3 separate regions of the Homo sapiens genome follow, and all the other regions are linked to region 2. Evidence: chromatin loops called from intact Hi-C (ENCODE). Cell type or tissue: PC-9. All regions are shown on one strand. Links, peaks and the distances in the headings refer to the core of each region. The heading gives the core; the rest is flanking DNA. Region 1 has its middle 24 kb from the start of C16orf87. Region 2 overlaps ABCC11 (ATP binding cassette subfamily C member 11). Region 3 overlaps LOC105371240 (a long non-coding RNA gene).

Region 1 (9,962 bases), core at 2,600-6,599, 1.3 Mb before region 2:
AGCAAGTCTATAAGGTAAAAGCAAGTTTATTAGGAAAGTAAAGGAATAAAAGAATGGCTACTCCATAGGCAAAGCAGCCCCGAGGGCTGCTGGTTGCCCATTTTTATGGTTATTTATTGATTATATACTAAGCAAGGAGTGGATTATTCATGCCTCCCACTTTTAGACCATATAGGGTGGCTTCCTGATGTTGCCATGGCATTTGTAAACTGTCATGGCACTGGTGGGAGTGTAGCAGTGAAGATGACCAGAGGTCACTCTGGTGGCTATCTCAGTTTTGGTGGGTTTTAGCCGGCTTCTTTACTGCAACCTGTTTTATCAGCAAGGTCCTTATGACCTGTATCTTGTGCTGACCTCCTATTCCATCCTGTGACTTAGAATGCCTTACCATCTGGGAATGCAGCCCAGTAGGTTTCAGCCTTATTTTACTGAGCCCCTATTCAAGATGGAGTTGCTCCAGTTCAAACGGCTCTGACAACTTGATGCCAGGAGTTTGAGAAGAGCCTGAACAACATAGCAAGATGCCATCCCTGTAAAAAAAAAAAAATAATGAGCAGGCATGATGTTGCACACCTATAATCCCACCTACTTGGGAGGCTGAGGCAGGAGGATCACTTGAGCCTGGGAGTTTGAGGCTGCAGTGAGCTGTTTGTGCCACTGCACCTGAGCCTATGCAACAGAGAAAGACCCTGTCTCAAAAAACAAAACAAAACCAAAAACACAAACACTTGCCATTCAGCTGCAAGGAGCGTAGTTAGTTACCAGCCTCCAGCTGTACCACCTTTAGGATTCATGCCTGGCTCAGTCAGCCACCAGCCAATGACCAGACATAGCAAAGTGTACCAGGGCCTGGTCATTTTTGCCTAATGCATGACTGTTGTAATAGGTAATCTTTGCTCCAGAGCTCGGCAGATAATGTAAGATCTGATTGTGTTCTGAGCCTCTCCCTGCCCAACCCTACTTCCTCCTCCTTTATCCTTCACAGCTCTTGCCCTTTCCCCCAAACACACCTCTGATACTTCAAACTCCATCTCTGCATCTTCCTTCCAGACACACTACACCTCACTGGTCCCCCATCCCCACTCACAGCAGCTTTCCTGGCTTTACCCATATTCCTTTGGATCTCTGTATGCTTTTCAGTTGCTCTGTAGAGTATAGCAGGCTAGTCAACCTTGTGGGCTGGTCAGAGGCATCTGCAACAGTTGTGACAGCTGCGGAAAAAAATGGATGCAAATTCTACAGCCTCAGAAGAAATGAGTGAAATTTTCCATGCTTGGTTTATTAGAGCTATTTCTGAAGTAAGACTTTTAGGACTTATAAAACCTACCAAATAGAAGACTGACCATTTGGCAAGGCTAACATGGGGCGGCTGCTAGAAAGCAAATGAGTGAAGCCAGAATATCATGTTGAGTTTAAGAGAAAAAGGAGGCCCGTCATATTTACATACCACTTACAGGAGCAGTTTTGGTGAGAAGAGAAATGTGTAATCCCTTGTGATGTTTAACCAGAAAGTATGTTGCTAACCCCAAACAGGTGTCTATCAAAACACCTGTGGAGTACTTTAGAATTCAACAAATAACATACATTATAATTAAAACCTCTCACACATTATTGCTGTACTTCTCACAAAGTCATTATTAAATTATGAGTAAAAATTTTTTTTTTCTTTGAGATGGAGTCTTGCTCTGTCATCCAGGCCAGAGTGCAGTGGCATGATCGCAACTCACTGCAACCTCTGCCTCCCAGGTTCAAGTGATTCTCCTGCCTCAGCTTCCCCAGTAGCTGGGATTACAGGTGCCCACCACCACACCCTGCTAATTTGTGTATTTTTAGTAGAGTTGGGGTTTCACCATGTTGGGCAGGCTGGTCTCGAACTCCTAGCCTCAACTGATCCGCCCATCTCAGCCTCCCAAAGTGCTGGGGTTACAGGCATGAGCCACCACGCCCAGCCTATAAGTAAATCATTCTTGAAGATACTTGGTTCAACCCAACATGCAAAAAGTCAAAGTGCCTGGGATGACTCCCCCACTTCTCCTCCTGCCCTCCCATTTGATCAATGACTGATAGGTCAGGAGTTCGATGCCAAGCTCTTGGCCTGCAGTCAGACCTCCTGAAACAACTTCCCCTTCAGAGTTGCCCTGCAGGTCAAGCTGGAGCTACCTCCACAGGTATGCCTGCGGTCACACCTGCTGGCTTCCTCTCCTCTGCCCTGCTCCCTGCTACTCCATTTTCCCTCTCCCCTGGGAGCACTCCTTAACGAGTCAGTCTCACCTGAATCCACATCTTAGGGAGTACTTCTCCAAACCCAACCAAGAACCAGCCCCTGGGGTTGGTGCCTGTGCAGGAGCTCTGGCCTACGGAGCCATCCTGCTGAGCTCCTGCCCTCTTCCTGTCCCATCAGTTCTGGAGGGTGGAAGCAGCTTCCTCCAATCACTGACCCTGGCCTGCTTCCCTGGACTTTGATTGTTTCCTTTGGTCCCTTCTCACACCTTTGTTAGTAGCCTATCATTAAACTCTCCCCAGGCATCCCTTTGTAGTGTACTACTGAAACCGCCTTTGCAAAATTTATAACTGAGGAAATTATGACAGTGAAAGAGATCAGACTTAATCCACTCTATCTTGCTTCTAACCTTTAAGCTCTCCTTTTTTTTTTTTTTTTTGAGATGGAGTCTCACTCTGTTGCCCAGGCTAGAGTGCAGTGGCACAATCTCAGCTCACTGCAACCTCTGCCTCCCAGGTTCAAGCAATTCTCCTGCCTCAGCCTCCCGAGAAGCTGGGATCACAGGTGCCCACCACCATGCCCGGTTAATTTTTGTATTTTTAGTAGAGACTGGGTTTCACCATGTTGCCCAGGCTGGTCTCGAACTCCTGACCTCAGGTGATCTGCCCATCTTGGCCTCCCAAAGTGCTAGGATTACAGGCGTGAGCCACCTCGCCCAGCCTAAGCTGTTCTTACTCATTCCTGGGTGTAGGCCGAACTAACCTTGGGAAGGAATTCAGTTTCATGGTTTGACTCTGAAACAAAATTGATAATAGCCCTTTCCTGAAAAGACCCCTTTTTGCCTGGGGCCCAGTCTGCCTTTGCCAGACTAACAAATTAGCTACAATATTAGAAATTGTGGTTTAGGGGTCATGCAGACTCTGGCTCCAAAGAGTCTGAACCTCTCCAAATTGCTCCTGGGGATAACATCACCATGTAAAACCTAAGATCAGTGCTTGAGATATTTTGCAGACCCTGCACTTGATGGATCAGCTGACACCACCAAGACCCGTAATCTGGCTCAACCAGTTCTGCCATCCCACCCAGGAACAGAAGACAGAAAGAAAACCTCACTTCGACCCCCTGCGATTCTATCTCCAACCTCAACCATCAGCACTCCCCACTTCCCAAGCCCCTATCTCCCAAATTATCTTCAAAAACTTCGATCCCTGAATGCTCTGATTTGAGTAATCATAAAACTTCAGTCCCCTGCACAGCCGGTTCTGCATGAATTACTCTTTCTCCATTGCAATTCCCCTGTCTAGGCAGGTCTAGGCAGTGGGAAAGGTGAACCCACTGGGCAGTTACACTACCTGCCTATTTTCTGCCAGAAACCTGAATCATAAATAGGACCATTACAGGATTTATTTTTAAAATATCCATCTATCCATCTTTTAAAAAAATCCATCTTTTTTTTTTTTTAAAGAGACAGGTCTCACTCTGTGGCCCAGGCTGGAGTGTGCAGTGGTGCTATCATAGCTCACTGCAGCCTCAAACTCCAGGGTTCAAGCAACTCAGCCTCACGAGTAGCTGGGACCACAGGGATGCACCACCATCTTTTGTAGAGACGAGCTTGCTATATTGCCCAGGCTGGCCTCAAACTCCTGGACTCAAGTGATCTCCGGGTCTCAGCCCCCAAGGTGCTGGGATTACAGACATGAGCCACCATGCCTGCCCTTAAATGTCTGTCTGTCTATCTATCTATCTAATCAATCTATCATAACACTCTAGAGATTTGGAATGAAACAGAAATTAATGTTGTGCAATGATTGCCCATTTTTGTCATCTAGTCAATTTGGCTCTGGGACTATATGTATAATAATCTGATTTAGAGATAATACTGAAAGTCTGATTTGAAGGTTCTTCCTGAATATGAAGGTAGAGGTACTGACCTACCCATTTCCCCCCAGATTGGCCCTCAGAAAGGCCTTTCAGCTGGAAACAGCCAGTAAACAATTTGCAAAAGCCGGCATCCGGCGCTAGATGGCAGCTGTGACCCACTGGTGTTGTTGCTCACTGAGGCCCATTAACAATTCCAGCTTGCCTGGCCCAGCAGGTTCACCATTTGCAGTCCAGCAAAAGCCAGCTCTCCTGCTGGCTCTCCACTCTCAAATCAGGGTTAGTCCACATTCCTCCAATGCAGAGGCAGTTCGTGATTTTCCAGCACTTTGGGTACCTGGAACTCCCTGCCCTGTCAGGGCCTGGGAAGGTTCCTATTGGTATCTCTCTCCAACCACCCTCCCTCAGTGCACCTGTTGCTAGACACTCAAACAAATGGAAACCCAAGGGTCAGGGTCTCTGAGGAGAAGACCAGAATACAGACACTTAGGGGGAACTCTCCTGGTGCAGGAAAGATTGCTGTGTTTGGGCTCTCCCTGGCTGGATGACCTCCATAATCGCTTTAGCTGGCCTCCCTTACCCTCTTTGGACTTAGCAAATGAGTGCCATTGGTCTTGCAAGTACCTGAAGCCCTGTGCAAACTAGCCTAAGCCATATAAAAAGATGGGATAGTTATTTAGTTAATAGCTTTTTTTTTTTTTTTGAGACATCCAGGCTAGAGTGCAGTGGTACTATCATGGCTCACTGCAGCCTCAACTTCCTAGGCTCAAGTAATCCTCCCACATCAGCCTCCTGAGTAGCTGGGACTACAGGTGCTCACCATGTTTTTGTTTTGTTTTGTTTTGTTTTGTTTTTGTTTTTGTTTTTTGTTTTTTGTTTTTGGTAGAGACGAGGTCTTCCTATGTTGCCTAGGCTGGAAACTCCTGGGCTCAAGCAATCCTCTGACCTCAGCCTCACAAAGTGCTGGGATTACAGGCATGAGCTACTTCACCCAGCCTAGTTAATAGCTTTAAAAGTCATAGGTGTGTTAATTTAGACACAACTGTAGCCACACGAGTTTCAGGTATGGCTGGATCCAGGTGCTCAAAAAAAATCAGAAATCAATTTGTCTTCATCTATCTCTACCCTTCTCTTTCAAGCACAATATCCAAAGTGCTGAAAGAAATGCAGGTCTTTCTTCCTAGTTATGCCAAGAATCCCAGACTTGACTTAAATTCAAACTCATTCCTAAATTAATCACATGGGAGGAGCCCTGGTAGATGACATACTCAATTTGGCTAGGTCAAGTGCCCATTATTAGAAAGAGGGGTAGGTCAGGATGAGAATGAGGGAGGCTTGGATCCTCCAAAAATCAGGGTCCTGCCACCTGGAGAAGACACAAGACAAACCAATTCATCGATGCCCACGATGACCAGAGAGCGAGTTTCCATCCCCCTCCCACTCACTTTCATCAGTTTACTCATTCGGTACACTTCAGGACGTCCTGAAAGCACTTCCAGCCCTCCCTCTCCCTTCTTCCCAGATAAAAGTCCTGCTTATCCAATCTCTGGGCGCTCCTATCAGACAGTCTCCTAACATTCTGTTTTTTTCCTTCAAAGCATTCTGTTTTTTCCCTTTATCAGTTCAAGATAATATTGTGATATGTGTGATTATTAACCTAGTGTGTAACTTTCCACTAGACCATAAACTTCAAAGGGACAAGGTCTTGGTGTCCCCAGACCCTCATACAGTAACTGGCACATAGAGGGTATTCAGGAAATGTACATTTGTTCATTCATTTGATAATTGTCTATTAGAAACTGAGGAAAATAAGTTCAATCTGACATAGTCCCTTTCTGGCCTCTACCTTAATGATGGAGGCAGACTAGTAAATCAATGATCACTGTCCAGTTGCAATGCTTTCTCCAAGAATGGTGAACTCAAGGGAGCCTGGGGAAGGAATATCAAAATCAGAGGGCTCCAACAGTGTTTCCCAGCAGAGTCATGACATTGGCCTAACTTTAGAAAAATGAGAAGGCATTAGAGAGATGAAGGAGAGGAAGAAGATTCCCTCTGAAGCGTATTCGAAAACATGGACATGTAACATAGCCTGATGTATTCTGGTGGGACTTGATGACCTTAGTCTCATTGTATTAACTCTCTAGAACAGGAAGTAACTATCTAGGAACTAGGTCCTTTAGATAAGCCAATGCCTTTTTTAAAACAGTAGAAAATAAAGGGGCAGACTGGGCTTGGTGGCTCACACCTGTAATCCCAGCACTTTGGGAGGCTGAGGTGTGAGCATTCCTTGAGGCCAGGAGATTGAGACCAGCCTGGGCAACACAGCAAGACCCCATCTCTTTAAATTTTTTTTTTAATTAGCTGGACATGTTGGCATGTGCCTGTAGTCCCAGCTACTTCAAAGGCTGAAGCAGGAGGACTACTTGAGCCTAAGAGTTTGAGGCTGCAGTGAGCTATGATCACATGGCTGCACTTCAGCCTGGTGACAGAGTGAGGCCCTGCCTAAAAAAACAACAGTAACAACAACAGAAAGGAGATTTATCAAAAGTAGTTTTTTTTTTCTTCTTTTCTTTTCTTTTTTTTTTTTTTTTAAGATAGAGTCTCACTCTGTCACCCAGGCTGGAGCACAATGGCACGATCTCGGCTCACTGCAACCTCCACCTCCCAGGTTCAAGTGATTCTCCTGCCTCAGCCTCCTGAGTAGCTGGGACTACAGGCGCACGACACCACACCTGGCTAATTTTTGTATTTTTAGTAGAGACAGGGTTTCACTATGTTGGCCAGGCTGGTCTCGAACTCCTGACCTTGTGATCCGCCCACCTCGGCCTCCCAAAGTGCTGGGATTACAGACGTGAGCCACTGCGCCCGGCCAAAAGTAGAATGTTTGTGGAAAAAGACTGGATACATAGCTGGGCGCGGTGGCTCACGCCTGTAATCCCAGCACTTTGGGAGGCTGAAGCGGGTGGATAACCTGAAGTCGGGAGTTCGAGACCAGCCTGACCAATATGGTGAAACCCCGTCTCTATTAAAAATACAAAAATTAGCCGTGCATGGTGGCCGGCGCCTGTAGTCCCAGCTACTCTCAGGAGGCTGAGGCAGGAGAATTGCTTGAACCTGGGAGGCGGAGGTTGCAGTGAGCCGAGATCGTGCCACTGCGCTCCAGCCTGGGAGACAGAGCGAGACTCCGTCTCAAAAAAAAAAAAAAAGACTGGATACAAAGAATATGGAGACAGTCTCTGATGATATCAGTGCCTGGTAGTAGGACCTTAGTAAACATGCAAATGCCTGGATAAAAGTAATTGGCATCGATATGGTTTGCTTTAAGCAGAGAACAAGCCAGCCAGGGATCTAGCCCATTAAGAATTCAAGCAGACTCCTAAAGGCACACAAAAGAAATAAAGGGTAAAAGAAATCACTTTAAAACAGGAAGATTTATATAACCCTGTCTGTGTAGAAGAAAAATGTTCCCAGTTTCGCATGCCATTCGCTGCCAGGATCTGAGATTGTTACTAAGAAAGAGATGGGAGGAGGGTGTTGAGGGAAATAAGATGCCAGGCCAGGACACAGGCACAGAGAATTTGACATTTAGGGTTTGAAAAGACCTGGAACAGAAGCCTCTTTTGCTTTTAAGGCTTCTCTTAATTGCCACATTTGAGGCCTGGGATTTATGAAGAAAGCACTTTTCAAAAGGACAATTTACACTTCATTATAGAGAAAGTTCAAGTGCAGTCCCCAATTTCCCCTCTAGTTGCAATCCTGAGCCATTTGTGGAGCAGCTGTGTCAAGTGGGGAGGAGAGCTATAAATGGTTTATAAATCAGTGCACGACGTCACAGATGGAAGCAGTTGCTGCTGCACCGGCTGGCAGCGAAATTGTGAATCAGTCTAAAGTTCTAGAACAATGTGAATCAAACCTCACAGTGAAATGCCCTTAATGGTATTCAACAGCTATGCCCTCACCCCCAGACCAGCCTCAAGGCAAACCACAACAGCCATGCCCTCACCCCCAGACCAGCCTCAAAGCAAACTACACCCCAGTGTGTGTGGGGGCCAAGGAGACTTTTACTTCACCCTTGGAAGGTTCACTGAAAAATCAGCTCACAAAAGGTAGGTTAATTGGAGAAGAAGCATGACATGTATACACAGGAGACTTCCAAATGAAGACCCAAAGATGCAGGGGAAGTTGTCCATTTTTGCGCTTAGATTCGACAAAGTCTGGACAGCCATGTAGAAATAGGATTGGGCAAAAAGGGTCTGCGCTAACGCTCGCTAATAGACAGAGTGGGGAAACCCAGCAAGATCTGTCGGTCTGGATTCTTCTTGGCCTCTCCAAGCAGCATTCCTTCCCTCTAGGTATGGGGCAGGATCCTCTTTCCAATAGGGATCTTATGACCTACAGTCAAACAGGGTAGGCCAGTTTTTTCACAGAATATTTTTAGGTTTTATGGCTGGCTTGGGGGAAAAAGGGTTTTGGTGTCTATGATCTGCCTTGAGGAAGAGGGATTCTAGTTTCTATAACTAGTTCCTGGGGAGAATGGGCCTAAAAGACAGGAGGGCAGAAGGTCAGTGAAAACCTTTAGCCTCTGAGGCTGCTTCTGCAGCCTTCGTCTTGGGGTATCATTTTCTGAGCTCCAACACATGCAAAGGGGTGATATCTGGAAGTTGCTCATTGCAGACTAAGATGGGTAAACTGATGAAAGGAGTCACTTCAAGCCACAGCATCACTGTCCTAGGCCAAAGGAACACTGCCCTTTGTTGAAAACTTGCTGCATTAGGAATTTCCCCTATTCTCTCCTAAGGATCATGAAATCTCAATAATGGCAAAGATATCTAGATCTTGTTGCATGCCAGTCAGAGTTCTAAGTATTTTATATATATTAAATCAATTTTATGTCAATAATTTTATGAAGGTGAGGCCATTATCTCCCATTGTACAGGTGAGGAAACTGAGGCACAGAGATTGGTAACTTACCCAAGGTCACATACCCTAAATGGTAAAGCCATTGTTAGAACCAAGGTGGTTTGGCACCACAGTACACACCCTCAACCACTGTGACATGCTGCCTCTTGGCACCGCAGTACACACTTTCAACCACTGTGACATGCTGCCTCTTTTTGTTATTGTCGTTAATTCAATTTTTTAAAAAATTGAGGCGGGGGCTAGAAGCGGTGGCTTATGCCTGTAATCCCAGCACTTCGGGAGGCCAAGGTGGGCATATCACTTGAGGTCAGGAGTTCAAGACCAGCCTGGCCAACATGGCAAAACCCCATCTCTACTAAAAAATACAAAAATTAGCTGGGTGCGGTGGTGGGTGCCTGTAATCCCAGCTACTCAGGAGGCTGAGGCAGGAGAATCGCTTGAACTGGGAGATGGAGGTTGCAGTGAGCTGAGATCGCGCCACTGCACTCCAGCCTGGGCGAAAGAACGACACTCTCCCTTAAAAAAAAAAAAAATGAGATGGGGTCTTGCTACATTGCCTAGGCTGGTCTCAACTCCTGGGCTCAAGAAATCCTCCCACTTCTACCTTCCAAAGTGCTGGGATTACAGGTGTGAACCACCATGCCTGGCCCTGTGTGTGTGTGTGAGACAGGGTCTCACTGTCGCCCAGGCTGGAGTACAGTGGTGCAATCTCGGCTCACTGAAACCTCTCCCTCCTGGGTTCAAGTAATTCTTGTGCCTCAGCCTCCCGAGTAGCTGGGATTACAGGTTCCTGCCACCACGCCCAGCTGATTTTTGTATTTTTAGTACAGACGGGGTTTCACCTTGTTGGCCAGGCTGGTCTTGAACTCCTGACCTCAGATGATCCGCAAGCCTTGGCCTCCCAAAGTGCTGGGATTATAGGTGTGAGTCACTGTGCCCTGCC
Region 2 (9,484 bases), core at 5,476-9,475:
TTTCCACCCAGACAAACAGTATTGGGCGCTACGCAAGAAGATTGGTGGGCCTAGCCGGAAACAGAGTGGAGAATGATGGAGAGGGACTGTCCGGTCTGTATCCAAGGAAGTCCTTAGGAAAAGACCAGCCAAGCTCCTGTTCCAGGCAGAGCGTGGACTCACCCATAGTCAGGGAACTGAGGCCCATCCTGGGTGTACACACAGCTCGCGGGGGGGCGAGATAATCCACTGGAATACAAAAAGAAAAAAAATAGAAATCCTTTTCATATTTCTCCTCTTCCTTTAAAAATTCTATTTTGGCTGTGTGCAGAGGCTCAGGCCTATAATCCCAGTACTGGGGGGCCAAGGCAGGTGGATCACTTGAGCCCAGGCATTCAAGACAAGCCTAGGCAACATGGTGAAACCCCATCTCTACTGAAAATACAAAAATTAGCTGGGCGTGGTGGCATGTGTCTGTAGTCCTAGCTACTTGCGAGGCTGAGGTGGGAGTATGAATTGAGCCAGGGAAGTCAGGACTGCAGTGAGCTGTGATCGTGCCACTGCATTCAGGCCTGGATGATGAGAGTGACTCTGTCTCAAAAAAAAAAATTGTGTACAGTGATATACATGTGTAGGGGAGAAAAAGTGTGATACTTTTCCTCACCAGTCATGTGGGTCATGGCTGACACTCTTGTAACAAAAGGCAGACTAACAAAAGGAAAGCATAACAATTTTATTTCATCAAAGTTTAATGTGACATGTGAGTCTTCAGAAATGAATACCGAAAGGCTCAGGAAGAACTGTCCATTTTTATGCTTAGACTCAATGAGGAATGGACAGTGGTATAGAAATGCGATTGGACAGAAAGTTCTGATTAACTGTAATGGACCGAGGTGATGGGATGGGGACCCAGCAGGGCCTGTCTGTTCAGATTCTTCTTGGCCTCTCTGCACAGCATTTCTTCTTTCTAGGTATGGGGCACGACCCCTCTGGAATGAGGGTCTTAGGACCTACTCTCAGACAAAGTTGGTCAGAGAATTTCTTTACGGCCAGCTCCTGTGCAGAAGGGTGGAGGAAAGTTTGAGTCATAGTTTTAGGTTCTATCGGTGGCTTTGGGGGAAGAATTTCTATGACTCACCTTGGGGAAGGGGAACTCTGGTTTCTATGACTCACCTCATGGGAGAAGAGGTGCACAAGGGGTGCAGGAGGGCAGGAGAAGGTCAGAGAGAACTTGCTTCTGAGGCTGCTTCTGAGGTCATCCAAACTCCATCAGTTCAAAGTACTCAGCCTGCCAAAGTGCCATACTTTGGGGTATTGTTGTCCGAGCCTCAACACATGTCCACCCTGCACATCCTTGTAAATAACTATACATGCATAAATTAGGGGTCTGTGTGCGCACATACCAGCAGTGGTGCTCCATGGCAAGGGAAAATTGGTGCTTGATGGGAAGGAAATTTTCCCAGCTCTGAGGTTCTGTGGGGTCTCTATTCCAAAGTGAGGTTCTCGCCGGGCATGGTGCTTCACACCTGTAATCCCTGAACTTTGGGAGGCTTGGGCAGGCAGATCACCTGAAGCTAGGAGTTCAAGACCAGCCTGGCCAACATGGTTGAAACTCCATCTCTACTAAAAATACAAAAATTAGCCGGGCATGCTGATGCACACCTGTAGTCCCAGCTACTCGGGAGGCTGAGGCAGGAGAATCGCTTGAACCCTGGAGGCAGAAGTTGCAGTGAGCCGAGATTGTATCATTGCATTCCAGCCTGGGCGACAGAGCAGGACTCTGTCTTAACAATGACAACAAAAAAGTGAGGTTCTGTCTGAAAAAAAAAATAGAGAGAGAGGAGTGGGGAGACAAAGACGGAAAGAGACAGATAAGAGAGAAAGAGCAGAAAGACTTGGCCCAAAGGCCCCAAGAAGTGCTCAGAAATCAGTGTGTGCAGTTACATAGAATCAATAGCTCACAGTGGCTAAGAGTAGAAACTCTGGAATCAGATCTGTCCTCAAAATCTCTAAATTTCAATGTCGTCAACTACAAAATGAAAACACTATCCTGAAAGCATTGTAAATTAACTAAGGATTAAAGTGGATCATGGAAGTGAAGCGCTTAAACACAGTGCCTTAAACAAACACTCAATAAATGGTAGCTATTGTTTGTGAATAAGAATTTTAAAATTAGCAGGATCTCAGCAGGGCGCGGTGGCTCACACCTGTAATCCCAGCACTTTGGGAGGCCGAGGGGGGCAGATCACGAGGTCAGGAGATAGAGACCATCCTGGCTAGCACAGTGAAATCCCATCTCTACTAAAAATACAAAAAAATTAGCCAGGGGTGGTGGCGGGTGCCTGTAGTCCCAGCTACTCGGGAGGCTGAGGCAGGAGAATGGCATGAACCCGGAAGGCGGAGCTTGCAGTGAGCCGAGATCGTGCCCCACTGCACTCCAGCCTGGGCAACAGAGCCAGACTCCGTCTCAAAAAAAAAAAAATTAGCAGAATCTCGCTAGAAGTAAGAATTCTACCTCCTGGGTTGCTATTAGAATCTGTCTAGTAGAAATACACTGATGTCTCTGCTAAAAGAAGGGGTTTGGATTTTTCACTTTATTTGCCTAATGAACTAAGGCGAGCGATATAAAAGGACTGTCAAACAAAGCTGATGTCAAGTGATTTTGGAAAGTAATTGGAATTTGCATGGACTTTTAAAACAGTAAGTGGAAGAAATATATGTAAGTAAAGCAATAATAGGATTCGTGAGCCAGAAATACATGCATGCAACAGTCAGAGAACAAGCCCTCTAATAAAGAACAAAAATATTTCACAGCCAGAAAATGTGGGTGCTGTTCTCAGCTCCACCACTTAACAGCTTAAAGACCTGAGCAAGCCCCTTGGCTCAGAGAGCTGATCCTAGGAGTTAAAACCTGCCCCCAACATGAGAAAGAATTCTCAAAGAATCCATTCTCAGAATCAGGAAAACTATGCTAATTGCAAACAAATGAATTTTCCATTTAAATGGTGGTCATAACAATCTTGTAATAAACCTATTTCTTTCTTTGCATGGGCTGTTAAGGAGTTTAGAGCAAAAACTCAGCCATCTCTAGTAACTGTACACAATCTTATGGCATGCACTTATATGCAATTATATGCGAGGAAGTGCTCTGTTAAGTCTAAATCATGAACACACCCCAGATCAGTGAAGGATATTGATATGTGAGGGGAGAAGGAGGTGGGGAGCATTTCAGTGAATGCCACTGAGAGGGACTGAGACCCTCATATCAGAACAGAAGTTTCCAAATCGGTACGGTTCTCTCTAGAGTACAATGCTACCCATTAAGTATCTGGGAACCAAGGATTTGGCAAGAAACACGCTTATCAAGTCAGCAAAGTGTACTCCTCTTTGCTCTGATGAATCACAGTTTTGCACTAATGCTCCTCAGAGATGCCGCACTGGATGGCAAGCTCTGCGTAAGGGGCTGTCAGGCACTAGAAATAGAACTTCCATGAAGGGGCAGCCTATCTGTCCCCCTGCTCTGAGCAGGCCATGCTGGCTGGTTTGGGGGTGAGGCCTTTATCCCCAGCCCTTACTGCTTGCTTCATCCTTCTCGTTTTCTTCCCTCTCCTGTTTTATTTTATTATTTTATTTTATTTTGGGGATGGAGTTTTTCTCTTGTTGCCCAGGCTGGAGGGCAGTGGCTCGATCTCGGCTCACTGCAACCTCCACCTCCCAGGTTCAAGCAATTCTCCTGCCTCAGCTTCCCTAGTATCTGTGATTACAGGCGCATGCCATCACGCCCGGCTAATTTTTGTATTTTTAGTAGAGATGGCTTTTCACCATGTTGGCCAGGCTGGTCTCGACCTCCTGACCTCAGGTGATCCGCCCACCTTGGCCTCCCAAAGTGCTGGGATTACAGGCATGAGCCACTGCGCCCAGCCCCCTCTCCTGTTTTATATTCGAGTTCTAAACCAGCCTATTAAAAGCCAGTGGTGTGGTTGTGGGCAAGGTATCTCCTCCGCCTGGGACACGAGTTCCCTCTAGAAAATCAAAGAGCTGAGTTAAATGCAGGTTCTTAAATTGTTTGTGTGCCATGGACCTCTTTGGCATTCTAGTATATTCTCAGAAAAAGTATTTCTATGCATGAGATAAAGTACATAGGATTGCAAAGATAACCAATTATGCAGAATGTGCTTATGATAATATGTATAAAACACAGCTGAATACTGTAAGGTATATGCTTCTATATTGATGCACTAAGTAATGTGATCTAGCAGAAGTTCTAATGACTATTATAATTTCAAAGCATTGATGCATGTAAGTGATATTTTGAGACATCTGAAACAATTGAAATGAGATTTGAGAATACCGCTGATTTCTATTGGTAACAAAGTCACAGATACTGCTAATACTATCTATTTGTTGCCCCATCAAGGAAAACACCAAATTTCAGTTTGTAAAAATAAAGATGTCATTTTTTTCCCATCCAAATTCATAGATGCCCTGAATCTAGCTAAGAGGTCCATGGACCACAGGCTAAGAACAGCTGGACTGACGACTTCTAAAATTGCTTCTGACTCTGAAGCAGTTGGATTCCACAGAATTTTCTAAATGATGCCGGGGGACAGATTAGGGGACATTTAGGATAATGGGGTGAAATTTTACAATCTTAACAGCTGGCACCAGAGTGAATCAGAGGGTGGGAACCGTTTTTGTTTAGCAACTGCCTTGATCTGTCTCTTGGGGCAGTCAGAGACACCCTAATGACTTGCTTGGCAGGAAAGGGCACCAGAAGGGAGAACTAAACTGCTCTGCATAAAATGTGTCCAAGAATTGGGAGGCGGGGGCAGGGAGAACACAGACAGTAATTAGAGAACCAGAGAGGAAACCAGAGCCAGAGTGGGTAGAATGGTGAGGGACTCCTTAAGAAAGCACATGGTTGATATTCAATTGGAAGTTGTTGACTTGCTGTCAACAATTCTTTTGACCCCACCCTTCATTCAAGTGGTCTACACATACAAAGGAAATAAGGAGAAGTGCTGAATTCTCCTGCTAGATGAATGCAGTGGAGCAAAGGAGAGGATGGATGGCCTAGCGGGATGCTCAGGAAGGCAGAGTTAAAAGAGGTCATGCAAATCAAAGTGCCCGGAAGCACAGGAACTTTGGGAAGCACATTCACATGGGGGCCTGGACCCTTCCTGTCTAGATCATATGGGACACGTGCTCTCAGCTAACCTCTGTGTTCTCAGAGCACGGGCCAGAGACCAGCAGTATCAGCAACATCTGAGCCTTGTTAGAAGGGCAAATTCTTAAGCCCAACCCCAGACCTACTGGATGGAACTATATGAGGTTGGGGTCCAGCAATCTGTGTCTTGCCCTCCAGGCAATTTGGATACTCAAGTTCAAGTTTGAAAACTTCTGCTGTCAGGCGTTATTATTTCCATTATTGCATTCCAGTGTCCCAGTCCACAGAGAGGTGTATGCAGAATTTCTCCCAGCACTCAGCCTTGGGGGACCCGCTCCCAGCCTGGGGATAAGAACACTGCCCCTCACCTTGCACTGGAGAGAGCTTTCCAGAGCCAGAAAATGCTCCCAGCCACGGTGAGCTCCCTGCCCCTCCAGGCAGCCACTCCCTCCTGGGACCTTTCCAGTGACCCAAAGGTCCATGCCTTCTAGGCTGGGGCTGCCCTCTGGAGCCACTTTTCTGAAAGAAGCCCTTCCGGACCGGAAAGACTGAAGTCTGAGTCTTCCCCTCTTTCTGCTGGTGCCTTGCACAGCATGGTGCTCTGGCCACCATAGAGGTTGGTCTCTGAAGACTGCTCATTTACCAGTTTCTCTTACGATATTGTCCAGGGCTGCAGACAGAGGGCAGGGCAGGCAGGGCCAGCGTGACTGTGGCCTCCTTTGCTCTGCACATCAGTTGCTGTCATTGTGGACCACACTGTTACAGGAAAGGAGCTCCAATCCAGACACCAAGAGAGGGCTCTCGGATCTCACGCAAGAATGAATTCAGGGCGAATCCATAGAGTAAAGTGAAAGGAAGTTTATTAAGCAAGTAAAGGGGCCTGGCACGGTGGCTCACGCCTGTAATCCCAGCACTTTGGGAGGTGGAAGCGGGCGGATCACGAGGTCAGGAGAGCAAGACCATCCTGGCCTAACATGGTGAAACCCCGTCTCTACTATAATACAAAAAATTAGCTGGGCGTGGTGGCGGGCGCCTGTAGTCCCAGCTAGTTGGGAGGCTGAGTCAGGGGAGCCGCTTAAACCAGGGGGGCGGGAGCGCGGAGGTTGCAGTGAGACAAGATCGCGCCACTGCACTCCAGCCTGGTGACAGAGCAAGACTCCGTCTCAAAACAAAAAAACAAGTGAAGAAATAAAAGAATGGCTACTCCATAGAGCAGCCCCGAGGGCTGCTGGTTGTCCACTTTTATGGTTATTTCTTGATGATATGCTAAACAAGGGGTGGATTATTCATGCCTCCCCTTTTTAGACCATATAGGATAACTTCCTGACGTTGCCATGGCATTTGTAAACTGTCATGGCGCTGGTGGGAGTGGAGCAGCGAGGACAACCAGAGGTCCCTCTCTTCACCATTTTGGTTTTGGTGGGTTTTGGCCGGCTTCTTTACTGCATCCTTTTTTATCAGCAAGGTCTTTATGACCTGTATCTTGTGCCAACCTCCTATCTCATCCTGTGGCTTAGAATGCCCTAACCATCTGGGAATGCAGCCCCGTAGGTCTCAGCCTTATTTTACCCAGCCCCTATTCAAGATGGAGTTGATCTGGTTCAAATGCCTCTGACAACATCACCCCAACTCATGCCTCTAGAACCTCTAAAAAAATTCCATGACCTCCTCTCCGCCAGTATGGAATTGAAAATAAAAATAATAACAAACCATCAAATAAATATAACAAAGCACAGCAAAGCCCTGCATTCTCTCATTATAATTATTTTAGTATTATTTTTGAAAGACCAAATACCAATTTTTAAATGTTTATCATAAAACATTTCTGAAACCTGAAAAGGTGAAAAGAATTATTAAAAATCAAAGCCTCATACACTCACCACTCAGCTTAAGGAATAAAATATTACAATATTGGCTGGGCGTGGTGGCTCACAGCTATAATCCCAACAGTTTGGGAGGCGGAGGCGGGTAGATCACCTGAGGTCAGGAGTTCAAGACCAGCCTGGCCAGCTTGGCAAAACCCCGTCTCTACTAAAAATACAAAAATTAGCCAGGTGTGGTGGCAGGCACCTATAATTCCAGCTACTCAGGAGGCTGAGGTAGGAGAATCGCTGGAACCAGGTGGCAGTGAGCAGAGATCGCGCCACTGCACTCCAGCCTTCACAACAAGGTGAAACTCCGTTTCCCTCCCTCCCTCCCTCCCTCCCTCCCTCTCTCTCTCTCTCTCTCCATATATATATATATATATGTAAAATCAATGTTGTTTAAAAAAACTAATGGTATTTTTCAAAAAATTCTGCTTTATTACTGCTCGGAGCCAATGGTTCTCACATTTTGCTGCTGGAGGTGGGGACGGGGGCAGATGGGATGGGGCTCTGCACACTGAGTGGAAATGGGCTCTATTTCCTGTCCTCTGACTCCAGGGGTCAACACTTTTGTGGCGAATTATCTCCGGGGATCCGGCCAGCTCAGAAGCCCAGTGGGGCCATCACCGCATTTTTGGGACGAGGCTGCCATCTGCTGGTCGCTCAAGGAAAAGACGGCAGCTGCATCTGGCCTGGGGAGGGCCAGTGTGTAGAGAGCTCCCTCACCCGTGATGAGGGCAGTGTCCCACAGCAGTTCTGGGAATGGGGAAGCAGAGGAAGGAGAGTCACCCTCAATGGGCAGATGAGCAGCTGAACTGTGATGGGATGGTAGCATATGGGGTTCCCAGGGACACTTCAGGGCCCAAAAAAGAAAAAAGCCAGGACTGAGGGGAAGGGAATAACAGAGCAAAGGTTTTTTAAGAAAGATAAACCCCCTAGAAGGAGAAGCAGGTGCCACTAGAGAGTCCCAAATGGGGAACAGAAGGTTCGCGCTCCAGGGCACCGGACTTCTCCTGTTCCGTCCAAGGATTGCATCAGCCCCTGTAGTAGCTCATTCCCGCAGGGATTTGTTTGCTGTTCTCTCTGCCTTGAACATTCTTTCCTGCCCCAGTCCCCTTCCTTGGAGTAAATGTTTGTTCAGTGCTCAGGTCTCAGTAAACTGTGCCCACACTGCCTCCAGGAAGTCCCCGGGGGCTGCCTTTTCCTCTGCATCCTGTTCCTGCTTCTAGCCTCAGGTAGCCCTGTTCTGGATCGGCCTGTTTACTTGTTTACAGTTTTACTGTTTACTTACCCTCACGAGATTCCAAATTCCCTGAGGGCAGGGACACCATTTCATCCCCAGCACCAGTGCAGGCAAGAGAGTGAGAAATATTGGTTTACTAAATTGATTTTTTATGGCATTTTTTGAAAATCAGACATCATAATCTGGAATAAAAAGGAAAGTACTTTGAAACATATTTCCCCCAACAACAAGGTCTCCCCAGAAGTAAGTTGAAAATGATTGCCTTTTCTATTTGTCTGTAACCACATGTGGAGGGTGGGGGAGTGAGAACAAGAAAGAGAGAAAACAAATTATTTTATTTTCAGTTGTCATACGTTGTAAGTTATGCTGCTCTTCAGTAAACAATCATAGTAGACAGCTGCTATCTGGGGCCTGGCCAGCATCCATATCCATTCTTCCCTCAGGCACAATTTTACTTTGGTGAAACAACCTCTTCTATTCTCAGTCTACATGATCTAGGGCAGCAAATCCCATCCCCAGGCCCAAATATGGGCATGTGGCTCAGGCCTGGCAAATCACAGTATGCCAACAGCCTAGCACATGATTGATCAGGAACAAGCACATGACCCAAGCTGGCCCAGTGAGATTTCACCCTGGAATCATTGAGGCAAGAAGACCTGGGGGGTGCAGAGTGTGTAGGACGTGAACCTGGAGCTGCAGGCAACCATATTGCCACCATGAGGCAAGAGGAAGTTAGAAAGTGAAGCCAAACAAAGGAAAGCAGAGCTAGGAGAAGAGAAACAGAGACCTCAAAACAGGCATCCTTTCATTCCGGCACCCAACCTTGAACTTTTTCTGTATCTTTCTGTTACAAGACCAACAAACTCTTTTTTTTTTCCAAAGTTAGTTTGAGGGAGTCTCTGTTCCTTGCAACTGAATAAGTACTAGCTAACGTAAAAAGCAGAATGAAGATGGCTGGGTGCAGTGGTTCATGCCCATAACCTCAGCACTTTGGGAGGCCAAGGCAAGCGGATCACTTGAGATCAGCCTGGCCAACATGGTGAAACCCCGCCTCTACTAAAAATACAAAAATTAGCCAGTCATGGTGGCACATGCTTGTAATCCTAGCTATTCAGGAGGCTGAGGCAGGAGAATTGCTTGAACCTGGGAGGCAGAGGCTACAGTGAGCTGAGATTGCGCCACTGCGCTCCAGCCTGGGCAACAGAGCAAGACCCTGTCTAAAAAAACAAA
Region 3 (9,962 bases), core at 2,204-6,203, 470 kb after region 2:
GTTAGGTTTGTTGAAGATTAGATGGCTGTAGATGTGTGGTGTTATTTCTGAGGCCTCTGTTCTGTTCCATTGGTCTATATATCTGTTTTGGTATCAGTAGCCTTGTAGTATAGTTTGAAGTCAGGTAGCATGAGGGCATAATGATTTTTAAATTGATTTCTTAAATAGGCAACACAGGGCTGGGCGTGGTGGCTCACGCCTGTAATCCTAGTACTTTGGGAGGCTGAGGTGGGTGGATCACAAGGTCAGGAGATCGAGACCATCCTGGCCAACATGGTGAAACCCTGTCTCGACTAAAAGTACAAAAAAAATTAGCTTGGTGTGGTGGCCAGGTGCCTATAATCCCAGCTACTCAGGAGGCTGAGGCACAAGAATCGCTTGAACCTGGGAGGTGGAGGTTGCAGTGAGCTGAAATTGTGCCACTGCACTCCGGCCTGGTGACAGAGTAAGACTCCATCTCAAAAAAAAAAAAAATTACATAAGTATTAAAATACATTCATAACAATGTGAATATACTTAACGTTACCAAACTGTACAGTTGAAAGTGGTAAAGATTATATATTTTATGTTGTGTTTTTTTATACCACAATTTTTAAAAAGGCATTCAGTGGAAGGGCGCCCACAGATGGGAGGGATTTTGGAGGGAACCGAAAGACAGTTGGTAAGCACCCACAGCCCCAAGCCTGACCTTTTTTTTCTCTCTAACATGAAAGCTTGCAAGGACACTCACCATGTGCCCTGCTTATTCAATTAATCACTTAATTGATCATGCTGTCATCTTTTTCTGCATTATAACTCCCTGAAGTAGGTGCCATTATTATTCCCTATTTTGAGATGAAGAAAATAATGCACAGAGAGGCTGAGCAACTCATCAGGGTCACACAGCTCCTGAATGGCAGATTGTGAGTCCGGGAGGTTTGGCTCCAGGCGTTGCCCTCCTTTCTACTCTCTGCTGCCTCTGTGGCCTTTTCTCTTTGTCTTGGGAAGTCAGGGAGGGAAAGCTGGGCCACGTTTACTTTAATTCAGCATAAAACAATAACAAGGCAACCAGGGGCAACTGGGTCTGCTCCTACCTGCACTGCTCTCTCTGTCTCTGTCCCCCGTCTTCCTAGTGGACTCCCTTAGGGATAACCACTACTGTTTGTTTTTTGTGGAACTTTCCACCTTTTTTTTTGTATGTGCGTTGGGGTTTCAATCTGTTGCCCAAGGTGGCGTGCAGTGGAACGATCAAGGGTCACTTCAGCCTCAAACTCCTGGGCTCAAGTGATTCTCCTGCCTCAGACTCCTTAGTTGCTGGGACTATCTTTCTACATTTTATTTTATTTATTTTTATTTTTATTTTTGAGATGGAGTCTCAATCTGTCACCCAGGCTGGAGTGAAGTAGTGTGATCTCTGCTCACTGCAACCTCCACCTCCTGGGTTCACACAATTCTCCTGCCTCAGCCTCCTAGTAGCTGGGATTACAGGTGCATGCCACCATGCCCAGCTAATTTTTATATTTTTAGTAGAGATGGGGTTTCGCCATGTTGGCCAAGCTGGTCTCGAACTCCTGACCTCAGGTGATGATCTGCCTGCCTCAGCTTCCCAAAGTGCTGGGATTACAGGTGTGAACCACCATGCCCAGCCGTAGCTTGTTATTTTCATAGGACGAAATCTATCTATATAAGAACATTGAGAGCCCCCACATTCTATTGCTTTTATCTGCTCAAGCAGCTTATTTTACAATTTCTTTCACTAGTTCCCTAATGATGGGCATTTATTTTATTAATTTTTAGAGATGAGGTCTCCCGATGTTGCCCAGGCTGGAGTGCAGTGGCTATTCACAGGTGCAATCATAGTGCACTATAGCCTTGAACTCCTGGGCTCAAGGGATCCTGCTACCCCAGCGTCCAGAGTAGCTGAGACTGTACCTGGTTTCCTGAAGGGCAGTTTGTTTCCAGTCTCTTGAAGACACATTGTTAACTATGACCCAGATGAGCAGGCTCAAATTACCCAGGGTTTAAACTGCAACTACAGAGTAAAGAGTGTCTAGACTCACCCTTGAAAACAGCCAGGCCCCACATTTGAGACCAGCCACCTTATCTCAGTAAATGCGAGGCTGTTTCTCCTCCGGCCTTGGAATGGATCACTGTTGAGGCACCATGTGAAGTCGCAGGTGTGCATTTAGAGGCCTGATGGTACAAATCATGTCTTTACACACTGCAGTCATTCGCGTTGTGGTCAGCTCCTGCTGCAAGAGTCTTTTGGAACAAAGGGCCTAGTGGATTCACAGCCTCCATCTCATGTCCTCTGTGGTCTCGTTGCATCCATAATGAGTGGACTCACTCAAGGTGTTAAACTTGTTTGGGGAGTGTAGGAGCAGATGAACATACAGATGAGCTTTGACAGTTCCTGTGGGGTGCTGGTGGCTGCCTTATGCTGAGCTGCGTGGTGGTGATTGCTCCCCATGGGTGCTCCGATGGGCCTTCTGCGATCACTTTCCCCACTCTCCCTCATCAGACTGTGAGCTCCCTAAAGCCCAAAGTGGAGATCATGGGTCCCTGCAGTTCTCACAGCCTTGGACATAAGCCCTCGGTGCAGACAATGACTGAGCACTCACCATGTGTCCTGCTTATTTAATTTATCACTTAATTGATCATGCTGTCATCTTTTTCTGCATAATAACTCCCCGAAGTAGGTGCCATTATTATTCCCTATTTTGAGATGAAGAAAATAAGGCACAGAGAGGCTGAGCAACTCGTCAGGGTCACACAGCTCCTGACTGGACAGACTGTGAGTCCGATAGATTTGGCTCCAGGCGCTGCCCTCCTTTCCACTCTCTGCTGCCTCCGTGATCTTTTCTCTTTGTCTTGAGAAGTCAGGGAGGGAAAGCTGGGCCACGTTTACTTTAATTCAACATAAAACAATAACATTTGATTTAGCAGAGTGTATTGTGTTTGAGTTCCGGCTCTGCTAATAATTAGCTGTTACAACCTTGGGACAGTTACTTAATGTTTTCATTTATCATCCATAAAACGGCAACAATGACACTGATTTCACAGGGCTGTTGTGCGGCTGGGTGAACCGGCATGCATAAGGAACTCGGCTCACTGCAGCCTTGACTTCCAAGAGGTCGCCAATTCCATTTGCCACAAATGGGCCAGGTCCTCAGAGTATGGGGCCCGGAACCGCAGCACAGACCTCACTCAAGAGCTTGTTAGAAATGCACAGTGCTGGCTGGGCGCGGTGGCTCACACCTGTAATGGGAGGCCGAGGCGGGCGGATCTCCTGAGCTCAGAAGTTCGGAATGACCCTGGGCAACATGGTGAAACCCCGTCTCTACTGACATACAAAAAATTAGCTGGGCGTGGTGATACGCGCCTGCAGTCCCACCTACTTGGGAGGCTGAGGCACGAGAATCGCTTGAGCCCCCGGAGGTGGAGGTTGCGGTAAGCTGAGATTGCACCACTGCACTCCAGCTTGGGCTACAGAGTGAAGAATTCGTCTCAAAGAACAAAAACAAAAACAAACAAACAAAAAAGAAATGCACAGTGCCAGGCCCCATCCCACAGCCCCAAGCCTGACCTTTTTTTTCTCTCTAACATAAAAGCTTGCAAGGACACTCGCCATGTGCCCTGCTTATTCAATTAATCACTTAACTGATCATGCTGTCATCTTTTTCTGCATAATAACTCCCTGAAGTAGGTGCCATTATTATTCCCTATTTTGAGATGAAGGAAATAAGGCACAGAGAGGCTGAGAATCGGAATCTGCATTTTCATAAGGTGCCCAGGTGAGGCGTAAGCGTGCTACAGCCCTAGAAGCCCTTCTCTACAGCAGTGGATTCAATCACCTTCCACTAGGACCCCCCGCCCAGTTATACCCGTGGTGTGGGGTTGGGGCTGGGCAGCCCAATTTTACCAGCTGCTTCAGCCTATTCTGAGGTGTGGGGATCCAGCTACAAGAAAGAGCAGAGATAAAAGACGGAAGCAGTTTCATCATTTTTGATGTGACAAGGAAGTCACGTTTTTGTCTGGAGTTCTCGGACTCTGTCATCTTTTTCTGGGTTCTCCTTCCGTCCTGACTCAACTTGGCATTTTGAGAAATGAAGCTTTAGCGACTCAGGAAGGGTGGCCAGAGACAACAGTGCCACCTTGTGGCAGCAGCCTGGCATTACAGTCCTGGAAGGCGGCTGTTTAAATGGAAAGAACTGTGATAACAGGGTAGTCATAGAGAAATCTCAGCGAGCCTTTATTATATGCCAGACGCCATGCCAAGTCTTCTTCATGGATTTGTTTATTTAAAACTCACAAGAGTAAGAAGTAGATACTATTATTATCCCAGTGTTACAGGCCTGGAGGAATGGAGCTTGAGAGAGAGGGAGCTATGCTCATGATCTCTGGGTAGTGAGGGCTGGAGCTGGGGCCAGCTTGGGCAGTCGGGCTTTAAAGTCCACGATTCCAACCCTTTTTTTCTTTTTTTTTGAGAAGGGGTCTCACTCTGTCACCCAGGCTGGAGTGCAGTGGTGCAATCTCGGCTCACTGCAACCTCTGCTTCCCAAGTTCAAGCGATTCTCTTGCCTCAGCCTACCGAGTAACTGGGATTACAGGCACTTGCCACCATTCCCCGCTAATTTTTGTATTTTTAGTAGAGATGGGGGATTCACCATGTTGGCCAGGCAAGTCTCGAACTCCTGACCTCAAGTGATCAACCTGCCTTGGCCTCCCAAAGTGTTGAGATTACAGGTGTGAGCCACCGCGCCTGGCCTGATTCTAACCTTTGGATATATTTCCTTTTTAAAAAAAGAAGGATCCCTTTCTGGTGGGGACCTCCAGATTTTAGACTCTTTAGACCTGTGCTATTTTATTGACTGGAGCCAAGCAGTGAAGCCCTGGGTGGGGAGCTGGGGACCTGGGCTCTGGTGTTAGCTCCCCTCTCTCCTACCCAGGGAGTCCCGGGCAGTCATTCAGGTTCTTTTTCTTAGTTTGTAGGTGGAGGATAATAATATTTCACCTGGGCCGGGCGCGGTGGCTCACGCCTGTAATCCCAGCACTTTGGGAGGCCGAGGCGGGCGGATCACGAGGTCAGGAGATCGAGACCATCCCGGCTAAAACGGTGAAACCCCGTCTCTACTAAAAATACAAAAAATTAGCCGGGCGTAGTGGCGGGCGCCTGTAGTCCCAGCTACTTGGGAGGCTGAGGCAGGAGAATGGCGTGAACCCGGGAGGCGGAGCTTGCAGTGAGCCGAGATCCCGCCACTGCACTCCAGCCTGGGCGACAGAGCGAGACTCCGTCTCAAAAAAAAAAAAAAATAAATAAATAAATAATATTTCACCTGTTCACCTTATAGCATCTTTGCAAGAATCTATGGAAAACAGACAATTGGAATTGAAATTGTATAGCAGTGGGAAAGGCAAGGTAGTGTCTGATATTCTTAGCAAATAGAAGGGTAAAAAGATGCGATTTTCCCTGATACCTCAAACCAACTGCACTTGAATTAACATAGAAACAGAAAACCAAATACCCCATGTTCTTACTTATAAGTGGGAGCAAAATATTGGGTATTGGGACACAAAGATGGAAACAATAGACACTGGGGACTCCTAGAGGGTAGAGGAAGAGAGCTGCAGGGGTTGGAAAACTACTTATTGGGTCCTATGCTTGTGACAGAATCAATCGTACCTTAAACTTCGGCATCATGCAATATACCCATGTAACAAACCTGCATGTATATCCTCTGCATCTAAAACAAAAGTTGAAATTAAAAAAGAAAAGAAGAGACGTGGCTGGGCAAGGTGGGTCACACCCATAATCCCAGTACTTTGGGTGGGCACCTGTAATCTCAGCTACTCAGGAGGCTGAGGCAGGAGAATCGCTGGAACCTGGGAGGTGGAGGTTGTAGTGATCTGAGATCACGCCACTGCATTCCAGCCTGAGGAACAAGAGTGAAACTCCATCTCAAAAAAAAAAAAAAAAAAGAAGAGACGTGGTTGTGCTAGGTTAATAATAAACCCTAAACTCTCAGCAGTTCAAAAGAACAGAGTGTCTTTCTCACCCCATGCTGTGTGTCCACTGCAGGTCCACCAGGGGCTCTGCTTGTCTTAGTCACTCAGGGGCCTTGTGTGACAGAGACTCCATCTCAACAAGTGCTTCTGTGACCCAGCAGGCAGTAAAAAGAGGATGGAGACCACAGACTGACCTGTCTGCTTCTGCCTAAAAGTGACACATGTCATTTTCACTCATACTTCATGGGCCAAAGCAGATCACATGGCCGTGCACGAGCTCAAGTGGGTGGAGAGGTGCAGCCCCACCATGTGCCCAGAAAGAGAGCTGAGCATTTGAGACCTTTCTTTCTTCTTTTCTGCTTTCCCTCTTCCCTTCTTCCTGCTTTCCTTCCCTTCTTATTTACTAAGTGCCTACTATTTAGATGATGTATCCTCACTGGGATTATCATTTGTTATTTAAAAAATTTAAATAATAAATTTAATTTGTTTTGTTATTTATTATTTACTTTTTTTTTTTTTCTGAGATGGGGTCTTGCTCTGTCACCCAAGCCAGAGTGCAGTGGCACGATCTCAGCTCACTGCAACCTCCGCCTCCCAGGTCCAAGCGATTCTCCAGCCTCAGCCTCCTGAGTAGCTGGGGTTACAGGCATGCGCCACCGTGCCAAGCTAATTTTTGTATTTTCAGTAGAGATGGGGTTTTGCCATGCTGGCCAAGCTGGTCTCAAACTCCTGAGCTCAGGTGATCCACCCACCTTGGCCTCCCAAAGTCCTGGGATTACCGATGTGAACCACTGTGCCTGGCCTGTTTTTATTTTCTAAAGATGGGGTCTTGCTCTGTTGCCCAACCTAGAGTGTAGTGGCTATTCACAGATATTATCATAGCTCACTGCATAGCTCACTGCAGAACCTGGGTTTACTGATGCACACCACTGCACCCAGCCTCACTGGGATTATAAAATAAGACAAAACTCCGTCCTCAAGGCTCACATGATCTCATGGCCGAGTCAGAAAAGCCGACCAAGATCAGCACAAGTTGATATGTGAACACAGATATGAGGCAGCTCACCCAGCCTGGTGTGAAGCTAAGGAAGGCTTCCTGGAGGACGTCCCCAAGGAAGGTAGGAACAAGCCTGATGAGAGGCAGGGGAACCTGAATAGCACAGCTCATGCCTGTAATCTTAGCTACCAAGAAGGCAGAGGCGGGAGGATATCTGGAATCCAGGTGTTCAAGACCAGCCCAGGCAACATAGCAAGACTCTTAAAAAAAAAAGACGCAGGGAGATCATTTTCAGCAGAAAGAGCAGAAGATGAAAATGTCTGCAGGAGAGCTCTGTGGCCAGCAGTAAGATGTTCTGCAGGCCTGAGGAATGTTGTGGGGGATGGTGTGAGGATGAGCAGGCACAGCAGGAAGTGGGTCCAGACCACTTAAGGCTTCAGGACCACTGGAGACTGGATTTCCTGAGAAGGCCATGGGGGCCATAGAGAGGCTGGTTAAATTTATTTTATTTTTTCCAATTTAGCCTTGACTTGAAACTCATAAATTTGTTTTCTCTGAGACAGGGTCTCACTATGTTGCCCAGGCTGAACTCAAACTCCTGGGCTTGAGCCATCCTCCTGCCTCAGTCTCCCGGGGTACTACAGGTGTAAGCCACCATGCCCGCCTGCCATAGAAAGGTTTTAAGCAGGACATTAACACTGTGAGGTCCTCTCTCTGTAGGGTGGGTTGGAGGGGAAAGGATTGAGAACAGAGAGACAGCACTTTGAGAGGCTGAGGCAGGTGGATCGCTTGAGGTCAGAAGTTCAAGAACAGCCTGGCCAACATGGTGAGATCCCGTCTCTACTAAAAATACAAAAATTAGCTGGGCGTGGTGGTGTGTGCCTGTAATCCCAGCTATTCAGGAGGCTGAGGCAGGAGAATTACTTGAACCTGGGAGGCGGAGGTTGCAGTGAGCCGAGATGGCACCACTGCATTCCAGCCTGTGCAACAAGAGTGAAACTCCATCTCAAAAAAAAAAAAAAAAAAAAGAAAGGAAAGATAGGATGCTGATGTCATAGCTAGAGGGAGATGACAGAGCCTCAAATGCAGGCAATGTTTGGGGACATAGAGAGGATAAAATTGATCAGAGAGGTGATATGCAGAGGCAGCCTATAGGACTTGGTTTTTATGGAAAGTGGGAGTAACGCTGAACCTTAAGAATGTCTGGGTTTCAAATGGCATGGAATGGCTGAGGTGTATTATTCATTCAGGATACTTATTAATGTCTATCATGGGTTCTTTCTGGGTGCTTGGAATACATCAGTGTTAAAAGAGACCAAAAAAAAAAAAAAGAAGACAATTCCCTGCCCTCGTGATCGTGAGGTTGATATTCCAGTGGGGGAGCAGGCAATAAATACCAAATCTAAATATGTACATTTTACAATATTAAAAAGTAGACCACATTGGGGGAAAGGCAGGGAAAGGATGGTCGGGAGAGTTGGGAAGGGAGGGGTGTCGATATTTTAAGTAGGGCAGTTAGAAAAGATCTCATTGAGGTTGGGCTGAGTGGCTCACACCTGTAATTCCAGCACTTTGGGTGGTCAAGACAGGAGGATTGCTTGAGCCTAGGAGTTCAAAACCAGCCTGGGCAACATAGTGAGATATCGTCTCTACAAATAAAAAAATTAGCCAGGTGTGGTGGTGCACACCTGTGGTCCCAGATATTCAGGAGGCTGAGGAGGAAGGATCATTTGAGCCCAGGAGTTTGAGGCTGCAGTGAGCTATGATTGTGCCACTGCACTCCATCCTGGGCAACAGAGTTCAGAAAAAGAATAAAAAGAAGAAATCTCATTGAGAGGTGATATTTGACAAGAGTCTTGAAGGAGGCAGGAGTAATGGAGAGGGTGCGTTCTCTGTTCCAGAGGCTAGACTGAGGGAGGAGGCAGGCGGCGTGCACACCAGTTCCCAGGAGAGATGTTTCCCTTAGGTGGCCTTCCATGACATCCACCACACACTTACGCTTCCATCTCATTTTCCAGGACTCACATACACGACCATCTCTGTCTCCAGGGAAGACTAGGCCATGCAGGGAGGGGAGATGGATGCCAAGCCAGGCGTCTGCCACCTCAGAAGGTGACACTTGAGCTGGGTGCTGGTGAATGAATGCACAGGCTTATTTCAGTGAGTAGAGATGATGAGGGGCATTCCAGGCAGAGGAAATGGAACGTAAAGGCAGAAAGGAGTGGAAAAGAATGTTTGGGAAAATACACGCTGGATGGAGTGACTGGAAGAGAGAGAGAGAGTGTGTGTGTGTGTGTGTGTTTGTGTGTGTATGTGTGTGTATGTGCGTGTGTATGTGCGTGTGTGTGGGTAAGGGTGAAGCACACACAGAGGTCACAGACTCAGATGCTCTCAGAGTTGAGGCAGGAAGTGAATGAGGCCAACAGAGATTAAGCAACAGGGAACAGTGGAGTCTGTGGCATCTTGGTGTGCTCAGCTCCCATCTGAAGTGGGTAGCTGTGATTTTGCTTCAAGTCGTATAATATAGGACCAAGGGGGCTGGATAGTCTAATTTCTTCTGAGCAGCCAAGAATCTAGATTTTTATATAAAATCCTCCAGTTTTAACTAATTAAACATTTTAAGCATGCTAAGTGAACATGTCGGTAGCTTGGACATGGCCCATAGACAGCTGGTTTGTGTGGGGTAATATAGAACATAAGGGGGTGGACCCACAGTTCATTGCTGGAATCAAGCTAAATAAAATATCTCAAAGGGCAACAGGGGCAAGTTGAAAAGAAGAAGGACGCTAGTTAGCCAGTTAAGACCGATCACTTTGTCTCAGGGTTTCGTTCTAAGCTTTGCTGGTTTAGAAATTCTGCCAGGCGCAGTGGCTCAGGCTGGGGGTGGTGGCTCACGCCTGTAATCCCAGCACTTTGGAAGGCTGAGGCGGGCCTATCACTTGAGGTCAGGAGTTCAAGACCAGCCTGGCCAACATGGTGA

What was found. Peaks named below come from ENCODE experiments on the same cell type or tissue, not always from the same donor. Only the 100,000 strongest peaks of a DNase experiment are listed, where the experiment ranks them.
Region 1: a loop joins it to region 2, with 6 times the contacts of the local background. A loop is called at or near these places in 31 of 110 quality-filtered maps.
Region 3: it touches region 2 in a loop (9-fold over the local background); 12 of 110 quality-filtered maps call a loop at or near these places.

The regions. Positions count from the first base shown.
Region 1 is chr16:46,849,879-46,859,840 of GRCh38, forward strand. No RefSeq gene overlaps it. Among named protein-coding and RNA genes, the nearest start is that of C16orf87, 24 kb to the left of the region's middle. RefSeq lists an enhancer at 1,174-1,243. In PC-9, for the core only: a CTCF peak has its summit at 4,253 (motif pointing right); a DNase peak (open chromatin) is centred at 4,273.
Region 2 is chr16:48,157,391-48,166,874 of GRCh38, forward strand. It overlaps ABCC11 (ATP binding cassette subfamily C member 11), which reads right to left. Exons shown (of 30, transcript NM_001370497.1): 30 at 8,383-9,484. Among named protein-coding and RNA genes, the nearest start is that of ABCC12, 6.1 kb to the left of the region's middle. RefSeq lists enhancers at 587-1,786, 7,630-8,131, 8,132-8,631 and a silencer at 8,789-8,958. In PC-9, for the core only: CTCF peaks have their summits at 7,666 (motif pointing left) and 7,868; a DNase peak (open chromatin) is centred at 8,801; H3K27ac peaks cover 1,501 bases.
Region 3 is chr16:48,626,464-48,636,425 of GRCh38, forward strand. All of the region lies in intron 1 of LOC105371240 (a long non-coding RNA gene), which reads left to right. Among named protein-coding and RNA genes, the nearest start is that of N4BP1, 21 kb to the left of the region's middle. RefSeq lists enhancers at 2,813-3,314, 3,315-3,814. In PC-9, for the core only: CTCF peaks have their summits at 4,153 (motif pointing left) and 4,352; a DNase peak (open chromatin) is centred at 4,091; H3K4me3 peaks cover 339 bases.